Linked DNA regions of Homo sapiens: all the other regions are linked to region 2. Evidence: chromatin contacts called from ENCODE Hi-C or POLR2A ChIA-PET data. All regions are on one chromosome and are shown on one strand. The core of a region is the stretch at or near the end of the contact, and the rest is flanking DNA. Distances in the headings are between cores, read along the strand shown.

The links. A loop is a pair of places that touch in the nucleus more often than their neighbours do. ChIA-PET counts read pairs that join two places held with the same protein, here RNA polymerase II (POLR2A). Pooled maps may share reads with other maps.
Region 1: a pooled map shows a loop between it and region 2 (4-fold over the local background). The contact joins the enhancer-like site here to the promoter of H2BC13 in region 2. A Hi-C loop is called at or near these places in 2 of 37 single-sample maps with no recorded cell type and 8 of 50 pooled maps. POLR2A ChIA-PET finds 5 or more read pairs at or near these places in 7 of 52 experiments (GM10248, HEK293, MCF 10A and 2 more).
Region 3: a loop to region 2 is called in a map of K562, with 5 times the contacts of the local background. The contact joins the promoter of ZSCAN31 here to the promoter of H2BC13 in region 2. A Hi-C loop is called at or near these places in 1 of 168 maps with a recorded cell type or tissue (K562), 1 of 37 single-sample maps with no recorded cell type and 9 of 50 pooled maps. POLR2A ChIA-PET finds 5 or more read pairs at or near these places in 5 of 52 experiments (HEK293, WTC11, activated T-cell and 1 more).

What each region holds. Positions count from the first base shown.
Region 1 is chr6:27,249,996-27,253,221 of GRCh38, forward strand. PRSS16 (serine protease 16) reads left to right here. Exons shown (of 12, transcript NM_005865.4): 5 at 688-811; 6 at 1,047-1,124; 7 at 1,222-1,269; 8 at 1,755-2,045; 9 at 2,813-2,954. Among named protein-coding and RNA genes, the nearest start is that of PRSS16, 3.9 kb to the left of the region's middle. RefSeq lists enhancers at 757-806, 937-1,006, 1,147-1,516, 1,787-2,307, 1,897-2,066 and 1 more. Within about 2 kb of position 1,421, at least 19 of the 41 ENCODE cell types and tissues checked have a DNase peak (open chromatin) inside an H3K27ac peak, as active enhancers do; they include PC-3, where a contact is called at or near this core.
Region 2 is chr6:27,806,332-27,809,551 of GRCh38, forward strand. It overlaps H2BC13 (H2B clustered histone 13), which reads right to left and starts at 1,598. Exons shown (of 1, transcript NM_003519.4): 1 at 1,148-1,598. The coding sequence starts at 1,575. The coding sequence ends at 1,195. It overlaps H2AC13 (H2A clustered histone 13), which reads left to right and starts at 1,842. Exons shown (of 1, transcript NM_003509.3): 1 at 1,842-2,336. The coding sequence starts at 1,879. The coding sequence ends at 2,271. It also overlaps the pseudogene H4C10P. RefSeq lists enhancers at 303-903, 904-1,503, 1,066-1,165, 1,416-1,645, 1,986-2,185 and 1 more.
Region 3 is chr6:28,334,593-28,337,708 of GRCh38, forward strand. It overlaps ZSCAN31 (zinc finger and SCAN domain containing 31), which reads right to left and starts at 1,556. Exons shown (of 4, transcript NM_030899.5): 1 at 1,490-1,556. RefSeq lists an enhancer at 1,102-1,221.

The DNA.
Region 1 (3,226 bases), core at 171-2,670, 560 kb before region 2:
TCTTACAGAACTTAGCTTTTTCTTTCCTCATTGGTATCTCTGTCTGTGTCTGTAACAGTCTGTTTGCCTGTCTCATTTTCTCCGTCTCTGTATCTACATCTGTGCCTCTTTGTCTCCATCTCTGTCTCTCTGCATCTTAATCTTTTCTACAAGCGAAACGGTTTTCTAACTGCAACAGGATGGTACCAACTGCAAGCCATTCAGAAAGGTTAGGGAAGAAAGAAAGCCCTTGGGAGGAGAAAGAGGATGTTAGACATATCCAAACTTCACTCTCCATTTCTCTTTGTGTCTGTTCTCTCTCCCAATACCTTGCAACTCATCAGGTTAGGACCCCTCCTTCTCCTCTTAGTAGCCCTCCTTGAGTGCCCTCAACCCTTCCCTACATTTGTCAGGTTTTCATCTAAACTGACTTGGAAATTTTTCCTCTCCTACCTAAAACGAGAAGGGAAAGAGGGTGGTGGCTTTCTAGAAAGTGGACGAGGACAGGGTCTCCCTTGGCCTAGGCACACATGTTCTGGGAAGTGTATGTGGCTTGGAGAACACTTGGAAACACGTCATGAGAAAACGGCCCTGGTTTCTGGCCAGATTCACCCATTCATGTCTCTGGATCCGGGTTTCCCCCAGAATGGGGAAATCTTCAGGGATTCCCAGCGATGAGGACCGACCGAGTCCCCCCTTTGACCCTAGGCTGGCTGATGTGGTCTCTGCCCGCCTGGCACTTTCCCGCCTCTTTAACATCTCCTCCTCCAGCCCCTGGATCTGCTTCGGAGGCTCCTATGCCGGCTCCTTGGCCGCCTGGGCCCGGCTGAAGGTCCTGCGACTCCTCCGGGTGGGCTGGGGGGAGGGAACTCGGACTCCAGGGCCCCAGTCTCAGATAATAGGAATACCCTCCCACCACGCCCCTACCTTCCTCCCGCGCCCAAAGAATTTTGCACAAGCTGTCCTCACAAGAGCCCGAGATTACACAGCGAGTAAGTGACACAGAGGCAGAAAGATATGCGATTCCAACCCCTCAGCCCGCAGGCTGACGGCGTCTCCTCCCTTAGTTCCCCCATCTCATTTTCGCGTCGGTCGCCTCCTCCGCCCCGGTGCGGGCCGTGCTGGATTTCTCCGAGTATAATGACGTAAGGATGGCGGGCAGCAGGTGCGGGACGGGGAGGGGTCCCAGCGGGCGGAGTCCCTTGACACTTCCGGATACCTTCCTCTGCGGTCCGCCCACAGGTGGTATCCCGAAGCCTAATGAGCACCGCGATCGGCGGGTCCCTGGAGGTAGGAGGTGGGGCCTAGTCCGAGGGGGACTGGGAGGGAAAAGAGGCCTCGGATGCCAGGGAAGAGGAGGCCAGAGAAGGGCGAAACCTGCAACGTGGCGGGGTCTAAGGAAGGTCGGAGCTCGGGGGAATACGCAGGTTTTGGAAGAAGGCGGGAGCTGACGAAGAGGAGGGGCACCAGGAAAAGAGGCGCTCCCCAGAGAGGGCGGGGTTTGGGCAGGGACAATCCTATCCGGAGGTGAGGCTCAAGGTGGGGCGGGGCCACAATGGAGGACGGGGCCTGCAGGGAAGACCCGAGAAGGAGGGCTGCGAGGCAGGGGATTGGGGGCGGGGGCCTGGGGGCGGGGGCCTGGGCCAAGAGCTAGGTCTGCACCCTCTGAGTCCCGCTAGGGGAAAGTGGGGAACCCAAGGAGGACGCAGGTCCTGGGTAGGGAAAGCCGAGGCCCAGCCTAAGTCTTGGCGGACATCGCCTCTTGCTTCCCACAGTGCCGGGCGGCGGTGTCCGTCGCCTTCGCTGAAGTGGAGCGGCGGCTGCGCTCGGGTGGGGCGGCTCAAGCAGCATTGCGGACGGAGCTGAGCGCTTGCGGGCCCCTGGGCCGCGCTGAAAACCAGGCGGAGCTGTTGGGGGCGCTGCAGGCACTGGTGGGAGGTGTAGTGCAGTATGATGGGCAGACGGGAGCGCCGCTAAGCGTGCGACAGCTCTGCGGACTTCTCCTCGGGGGCGGGGGCAACCGCAGCCACTCCACGCCCTACTGCGGGCTTCGTCGGGCGGTGCAGGTGAGCACTCCCTGGCACAGCTGGGAGGAGTTAGCGGACAAAGATTCCTGCCCCACTTCCGTTGTGTGATCTTGGGCAAGCGAGAACCTTCTCTGAAACTTCGTTTTCTCATCTGTAAAATGGGGATAACACTTCACAGGGCCGATGGGAAGATGAAATGAGGCGGGTCATGTAGAGCAATCAGCTGGGAGCCTGGCACACAGTGTGCGAATGTTAGAGACTGCGATTATTACCTATTTTGCCTATCCTGTCCTGTTCTCTTTTGGGGGGCCTGCAGGAGTGCCTGGCACATGGCAAATTCTCACTTAGTATTTTTAGAATGAATGAAAAAATGTTATCTCTGGGGATAGGGTTCTCCTAGGTACCTGGGACTGCAGCCTCTAAATCCACAACTGCAATCCAGCTGTCGCTTTTCCAGCACTGTCTGGACCAAGTGCTGTATAAAGTGCTTCACATATATTATTTCATTAAGTTCTCAAGAGATAGGCACTATTATTATCGCCACTTACAGAAAAGGAAACTGAAGTCTGAAAGATTATCACTTGCCCAAGCTCTCACAGGTAATAAGGTCTCAGTCTTCTAGTGCATTGATCTCTAACTCACAAGGACCCAGGCATCCACCCCCTCTGACCACTGACTCCCAGGAGAACTCAGGAACTCACCCTTCTATTTCTGACTTTTGACCTCTGGGGACATAGGCCTCTGCACCCTGGCTTGCTGGGAAGAGAGGAGGAATTTATGTCTTATGTATGTACATTGTTCCCTAGATTGTCTTGCACAGCCTGGGCCAGAAGTGTTTAAGCTTTTCCCGAGCAGAGACAGTGGCACAGCTGAGGAGCACAGAACCTCAACTGTCTGGTGTGGGTGACCGGCAGTGGTTGTATCAGACATGTACCGAGTTCGGCTTCTGTAAGTGACTGGCCTAACCCTAACTTTGTCCCCTCAAACAACCTTTTTACTATGCCCAGAGAAGTCATCTTACAGGTGGTCTGGACTCATTTCGACCCAGCTCTCAGGCACTGTGTAACCTGCAGATGTTGGGCTGGAGAAGGTGGAAGCCATACTAGTGTATGCATGTGCTTGGCCCTCACATGCCTCCTCACGCACACACTGAGGTCTCCACTTGAGTGATCTTCCCTTCAGCCTATTCTTTCTCTGTGTCCCCATTCCAGGGATGGCCC
Region 2 (3,220 bases), core at 348-2,847:
TTAAAATTTTGACAGGTATTACCAAATTTTCCTTTATGAAAGCACTACCAATTTGTGGGGCCACCAGCAATGATTGAGAATTAAGGTCTGGGAGGCTTATTCAGGATTTTCCATTCCTATAGCAGAATACTATGACTGGCCTATGGTGAATAGTAGATGCTTAATAAATGTTAGTAAATTGGATGGTAAATAGTATACGAAAAACAGTTGGGTTTGGGTGAAAACAAGAAAAACTTTTAAAAATCTACTCTGGCATCTTTTGCTAGCAGGCATTGACAATTAGGAGAAGGCAAGGTGTTAACTTTTACTGATCTCCCACTTTTTTTTTTGAGACAAGGCCTGGCTTTATCACCCAGGCTGGAGTGCAGTGGTGCGATCTCAGCTCACTGTAAACTCCGCCTACCAGGCTCAAGCCATCCTCCTACATCAGCCCCCTAAGTAGCTGGGACAACAGGGGCGCGCCACCACTCCTGGCTAATTTTTGTGCTTTTTGCAGAGACGGGGTTTTGCTATGTTGCCCAGGCTGGTTGCGAACTCCTGGGCTCAAGGGATCCGCCCGCCTCCACCTCCCAAAGTGCTGGGATTACAGGCATGAGCCACCGCGCCCACCCCTCTAGTTTCCAGTTTAGTCGGAAAGATTAAAAACGCCAGCCTTGTTTTCCTAGTGCTGTTTTTGGTTTTTACCTCGGGTCTTTTGTCGTGCCTTAAAATCATGTCTGGTTGCGCAAGTGAGGGAAAGGATTGGGTAAAGGGGGCGCCACCGCAAGTTGCTGTGCAACATCCAGACATCACCAGACCCACCACCTGGAGCCTGGCCTGGCGGTGTCAAACGCATTCTGGTCTCATCTTTTTAGAAACCCGTGGATGCTCAAGGAATTTCCGGATAACGTGATCCCGGATGCGCTTGACTGACTTACACGGAACGAGCAAAGCGCAAAGCAGTCCCTGCTAAGGACTTAGTTTATGCCCTCAAGCGCAAAGGTCGGACCCTCTATGGTGTTGGTAGCTATATGCACGTACCTCATGTACATTTCACCTTAAATGGCTTTCAAAGAGCTAGATTAATTTAGTGGATAGATCAAAATGATTTATGACCCCTCGCCCCCCAGTGATAGGAAGAGCGAACCAGCTCTTCTTTAGATAATAGTGAGTGGCTCTGAAAAGAGCCTTTGGGTTGGACAAGAGCTTGAGAATTTACTTGGAGCTGGTGTACTTGGTGACGGCCTTGGTGCCCTCCGACACCGCGTGCTTGGCCAGCTCCCCCGGAAGCAGCAGGCGCACGGCGGTCTGGATCTCCCTGGAGGTGATGGTCGAGCGCTTGTTGTAGTGCGCCAGGCGGGAAGCCTCGCTTGCGATGCGCTCGAAGATGTCGTTGACGAAGGAGTTCATGATTCCCATGGCCTTAGAAGAGATGCCGGTGTCGGGGTGGACCTGCTTCAGCACCTTGTACACGTACACGGAGTAGCTCTCCTTGCGGCTGCGCTTGCGCTTCTTGCCATCCTTCTTCTGGGCCTTGGTCACCGCCTTCTTGGAGCCCTTCTTCGGGGCGGGAGCAGACTTGGCCAGCTCGGGCATAATGAAACAATAGTGGCAAAACCAAAACAAGAAGTCGGTCTCCTCTTTTTATATAATAGTTTATGCGGCCGAGGTAGTGGGAAGGTCTCTGCTGATTGGTAATTATCCGTGGATGACGACAGATGCCAGTTTTGCCCAATCAAAATAGGTATCCTGCATAATCGAGTCCTATTGGTCTAAATAAAAATAAAACGTAAGCCAATCGCACAGCTTCCTTTTCGCGCCCAGTAGAGGCTATAAAATGTACGTTTTTCTAGTTTCACTTCAGTCTTTCTTGACCGTATAGATAATAGGCCTTTTGCCATGTCTGGGCGTGGCAAGCAGGGAGGCAAAGCTCGCGCCAAGGCCAAGACCCGCTCTTCTCGGGCCGGGCTTCAGTTTCCCGTAGGCCGAGTGCATCGCCTGCTCCGCAAAGGCAACTATGCGGAGCGGGTCGGTGCTGGAGCGCCGGTGTACCTGGCGGCGGTGCTGGAGTACCTGACCGCCGAGATCCTGGAGCTGGCTGGCAACGCGGCCCGCGACAACAAGAAGACTCGCATCATCCCGCGTCACCTCCAGCTGGCCATCCGCAACGATGAGGAGCTCAACAAGCTTCTGGGCAAAGTCACCATCGCACAGGGTGGCGTCCTGCCCAACATCCAGGCCGTGCTACTGCCCAAGAAGACCGAGAGCCACCACAAGGCGAAGGGCAAGTAGAAGCCTGGATTAGTTTGCAGCAACTCAATCCCAAAGGAACCAAAGGCTCTTTTCAGAGCCACCTACAATTTTGTGGAAGAACTGAGCACTATGTTTAATGTAATTTCTCGTCTTTGCCTACTTCTAAACCACTCCAAAGGTTACGTAGATCAGTCTTCGGTGTCTTGGTTAGGTAGTGACAATCTCGTTAGCTTTATAAAAAGCCTGGATAACATTAAAAGTATTAAACACGCCTTCATCTTAAGCTTAGTGGAAGAAAATTTAGTTTTTCCTAAGCTGGCATTATCCAAGTATGTTGAATTCTGTATGGTTCACCGTCGGGTTTTACTTTTAGTCTGTTGAAGCAAACATGTCTGCTTTGGGGCCAGATGTTTTCTGGGTCTTGGTAAATAACAAACCGGGCATTCGACGTTCAATCCAAATCTAGATCAACGACTTGGATTCTTCATTTCTGAGAAATATCTCTCGAATCTGTATAATTAATTGCATTTGAACATTAATGATTGAGTTGAGAATAATTATTAGACTAATTAGAACAGTTACTTATGGTGCCAGGTAGTTCTCTTTGAAGCATTTTCTGAAAATTCATTGAAATTAAAATTTCCCGAGCTTTCCCACCCCCAGCCACACAAATTGATTTCTTAGTACAGAGATGACTTAATTTGTTTCAGCATGGTAAATTCCACTTTTAAAATATCTGACTTGATGTTTTTAATCTGAATCAGATCTGGATGTACGAATGGAATAGATTCTTAAAAGAAAATGAATTACATTTCTAGAGTATTGGAAAAATAAGCTGCAATGGAATTACTTTAATCTAAAAGTGAAAAGTTCACATAAAGTTGTTTCTTTGACATTTTTTGGCCTTGAATTTCTCACATGCGAACCAGCTTTTCTTGGTTATAAAAATAGAAGTTTTTTAAATTTAAGTGGTCAAAAGATAGAAAAT
Region 3 (3,116 bases), core at 306-2,805, 530 kb after region 2:
GGAAACAGTCAAATCCAGAAATGGGGATGCACTACAGGAAGACTGGAAGAGCCTCCTTTTAAACAAGGCAATGGGATGGGAGGAAGGGAGGCAAAGAGTAAAATTGCCCTAGGTTAAGACTCAACTACATGCAGTGAGTGGTCTATGATTGGATCCTAGTTGGTACAAACAGGTATAAAAGACATCTGTGGGACAACAGGGGGTGGAAGGATTTAAACATGAACTAGGTGTTAGGTGAAGCGCCTACACTTAGTTGGGTGTGCTAATAATCTTGTGGTTATGTAGGGAAATGTCCCCAATTTTTAGAGATGCATTAGAAACTAGAGGTGACAAGTTATGAGGTTGGTGGTTTTTACAATATTTAAAGAAAACATATGCGACAAACATTGCATAATGTTGACTTATTAAATAAAAATTACGTGTATATAGGAAATAAGGCTTTTGACAGGGAGAGACCCTTCTCTACCTCTGGACCTCGGTTTCGCCGCAAAGCTCCGACCTCTCTAGGGGTCTCTCCCACCACCCTGTGAAAGGGCTACCTAGCTTGCCTTAGGTGGATAGCAAGGGAAGGGTCCCTGGAGAGCCTGCCCCCGCCCATGATTTAGTGTCTTATCCCCACATAACATAAAACTAAGCCTGGGGAAAAAATCAGGTTGCAGGCACCGATAAGGGAACTAGCACAGGGTGTTGTGCCTAGAGATATGCCCACGGCTGCATAGATAGAAAAACCTCGGGCCCATTTGGATAAAAACTTGCACAGAACCTCCAGCTCACTCAGATAAGGGAACAAGGCCTGACACATAATGCCTTTGTCCTTTGTATAGTCAGCAGGTTCCCAGGAAAAGTTTCTTCTCCTTTTGTGGGTATGGACACGGTGGGTTCTGGTAGGTTCCGGCAGGCGCTCTACTTTCCTTTATTAGGACTATAAGCCCAGCTTCTGTGAATCATCACCTCAGCCCCTGATTGGTCCGGGGCCAAACTTTCACTTCGGCTTCTGATAGGTCCTGGGCCAAGCTAAGCAGCAGCTATGAATCATCATTTCAGCTCCTGATTGGTCCCGGACCAAGCTGAGTCAAGCGTTCGCCAGGACAGCCCGCAGACTAAGCGCATTCCCTCTCCTTTCCAGTCCATAAAAACCCCAGAACGGGCCCCATAATGGGTACTCCCGGTCGGGACCCCTTCTCTGCTGGCAGAGAGCTTTTTCCTTTCGCTTATTAAACTTTCGCTCTAACCTCACCTTTGTGTCTGCGCTCCTTTATCGTCTTGGAGGCAGGACAAAGAACTCCGGGCGTTATCTCAGACAAAGAAAGGCTGTTTAATCTTCAGGATAAGGGGCGGGACCTCCACCTACTCCACGGGGGCTTCAGGCCAGTGAATGTGTAGGGGCGGGGGTCACGCCTGCGCAGACGTTCCCTCCCCGCCTACTCCAAGGCACAGACCTGAAATCTTCTGGGAACCTGGCGGGTCGCGACAAGGGGCCAAGACTCACCTTCGGGGCACCGGCAAGCTACGGAACAGGTGGCGGGGCTGCAGCACCCCAATGACCGATCAACCGCAAAGGCCGGAAATGCGTCAGCCGTTCTGAGCCCACTGGCTGAAGCCAGGCAACTCTTTCCTTTCTAGGAATTCCAGAGGTGGCTGCTGCTTGGTGACTCCCTTATTGCAAACCCCGGGGCCAAAAATCCCAGTCCCACTGGGTGCGAGGCGGAGAAATCCGGCGAGGCATTTCTATGGGGAGCGGCCCCCAGCATTTAGGAGTTAGATGGTCATCGAGACCCAAAACATTAGAGCCGGAAGGTGTTAGGAAGATATAAACGTAGAGAGCGAGTAACAGGAGGCAATTCCACGGCCAAACAGGTTTATTTACAGGAAAAGCCTGCGAAGAGTTCCAGTTAGGAATCTGGCTGAGATCCTGATCGCTTACAAGCTGAGGCTTTTATAATAAAGTTTCTGTTGGGGAGGGGTTGGGGAAGTGCTGGCTAGTTGGAACTGTTTGGACACTTTCCAACTGGGGACAGATGTGGTTAGGGCCGTTAGGCTCTGTTGCGGTTAGAGCTGTTATGCTCTGTTGAAGCTATGGACGGGGTTGACATTTGCTTTGTTTCTTGAGAACACAGTCATCAAGGTTGTAAAATGGCATCACTATTGTTAGTCCTCACAGAAGGGACTTCATACTTTTTCTGTCTCTAATACTTACCTATTCTTCCCCGAGTCTGTCCACTTCCTCTGGTCTCTTTGACATCACAAAGGAGAGATGGTAATGGTGGGGACGAGAATACAGAGTTGTTTTTGTTGTGGTTTTGTTATTTTGTGTTTTACACTCAAACCTCTGTCTTCTGGAATCCCAAAGTCTAGAAGAAGAGCGTGTAAACAAGTAACTGCGTAAAACAGACGTGCATGTGAAATGAAGTAAAATAAAATAAGTGCTTGTAAATCGATGAGAATAGCCTCTGGAACATGCTAAGTACGTATGTAGGAAATAAATGTATGTATTAGTTTGAATTCGTGGCGTGGAAGAGAGAGGAAAACTAATGGGGCAAAACAAGACTCAGCAGGAATCTGCCAGTGTACACTGGAAAAGGAGCAAAGGAAATAAATTTCTGGGAGAGGGAATCAAATGTACAAAAGCAGAACTGGGGTGAAATCCTTTGGTACATCCAAAGAACTGGGCTGATCAGCATGACTGGAGAGTGGTATATGTGGCAGGGGCACCAGCTCTTACTTTTTTTGGATCCCTAACCAAGGAATTTGAGCAGTCTGATCAAATTTACATCTAGAAATGTTATCTTGGCAGCCATGTGGGGATGGACTGTAAGGAAATGAGACTACAGGCAGGGAGACCAGCTAGGAGACTACTACAAGAATCCAGGGTAGAGAGAGTGAGGGCCTGAATCAAGGCAGTAGCAATAGAAATAGAGAAGACAGATAATACATGTTAAGAGGTTGAATTGATTTTTTACAACTCATTCATTAATTATATAGATTCCCATTGAATGCGATCTTTGTGCCAAGGGCTTGCTGGATATAATAATAATGAAGGACACAAGGTCCTCATCCTCATGGGGTTTATAATGTAACAAGGAATACAGACAGAAAGAGACCCAGCTTATACAATT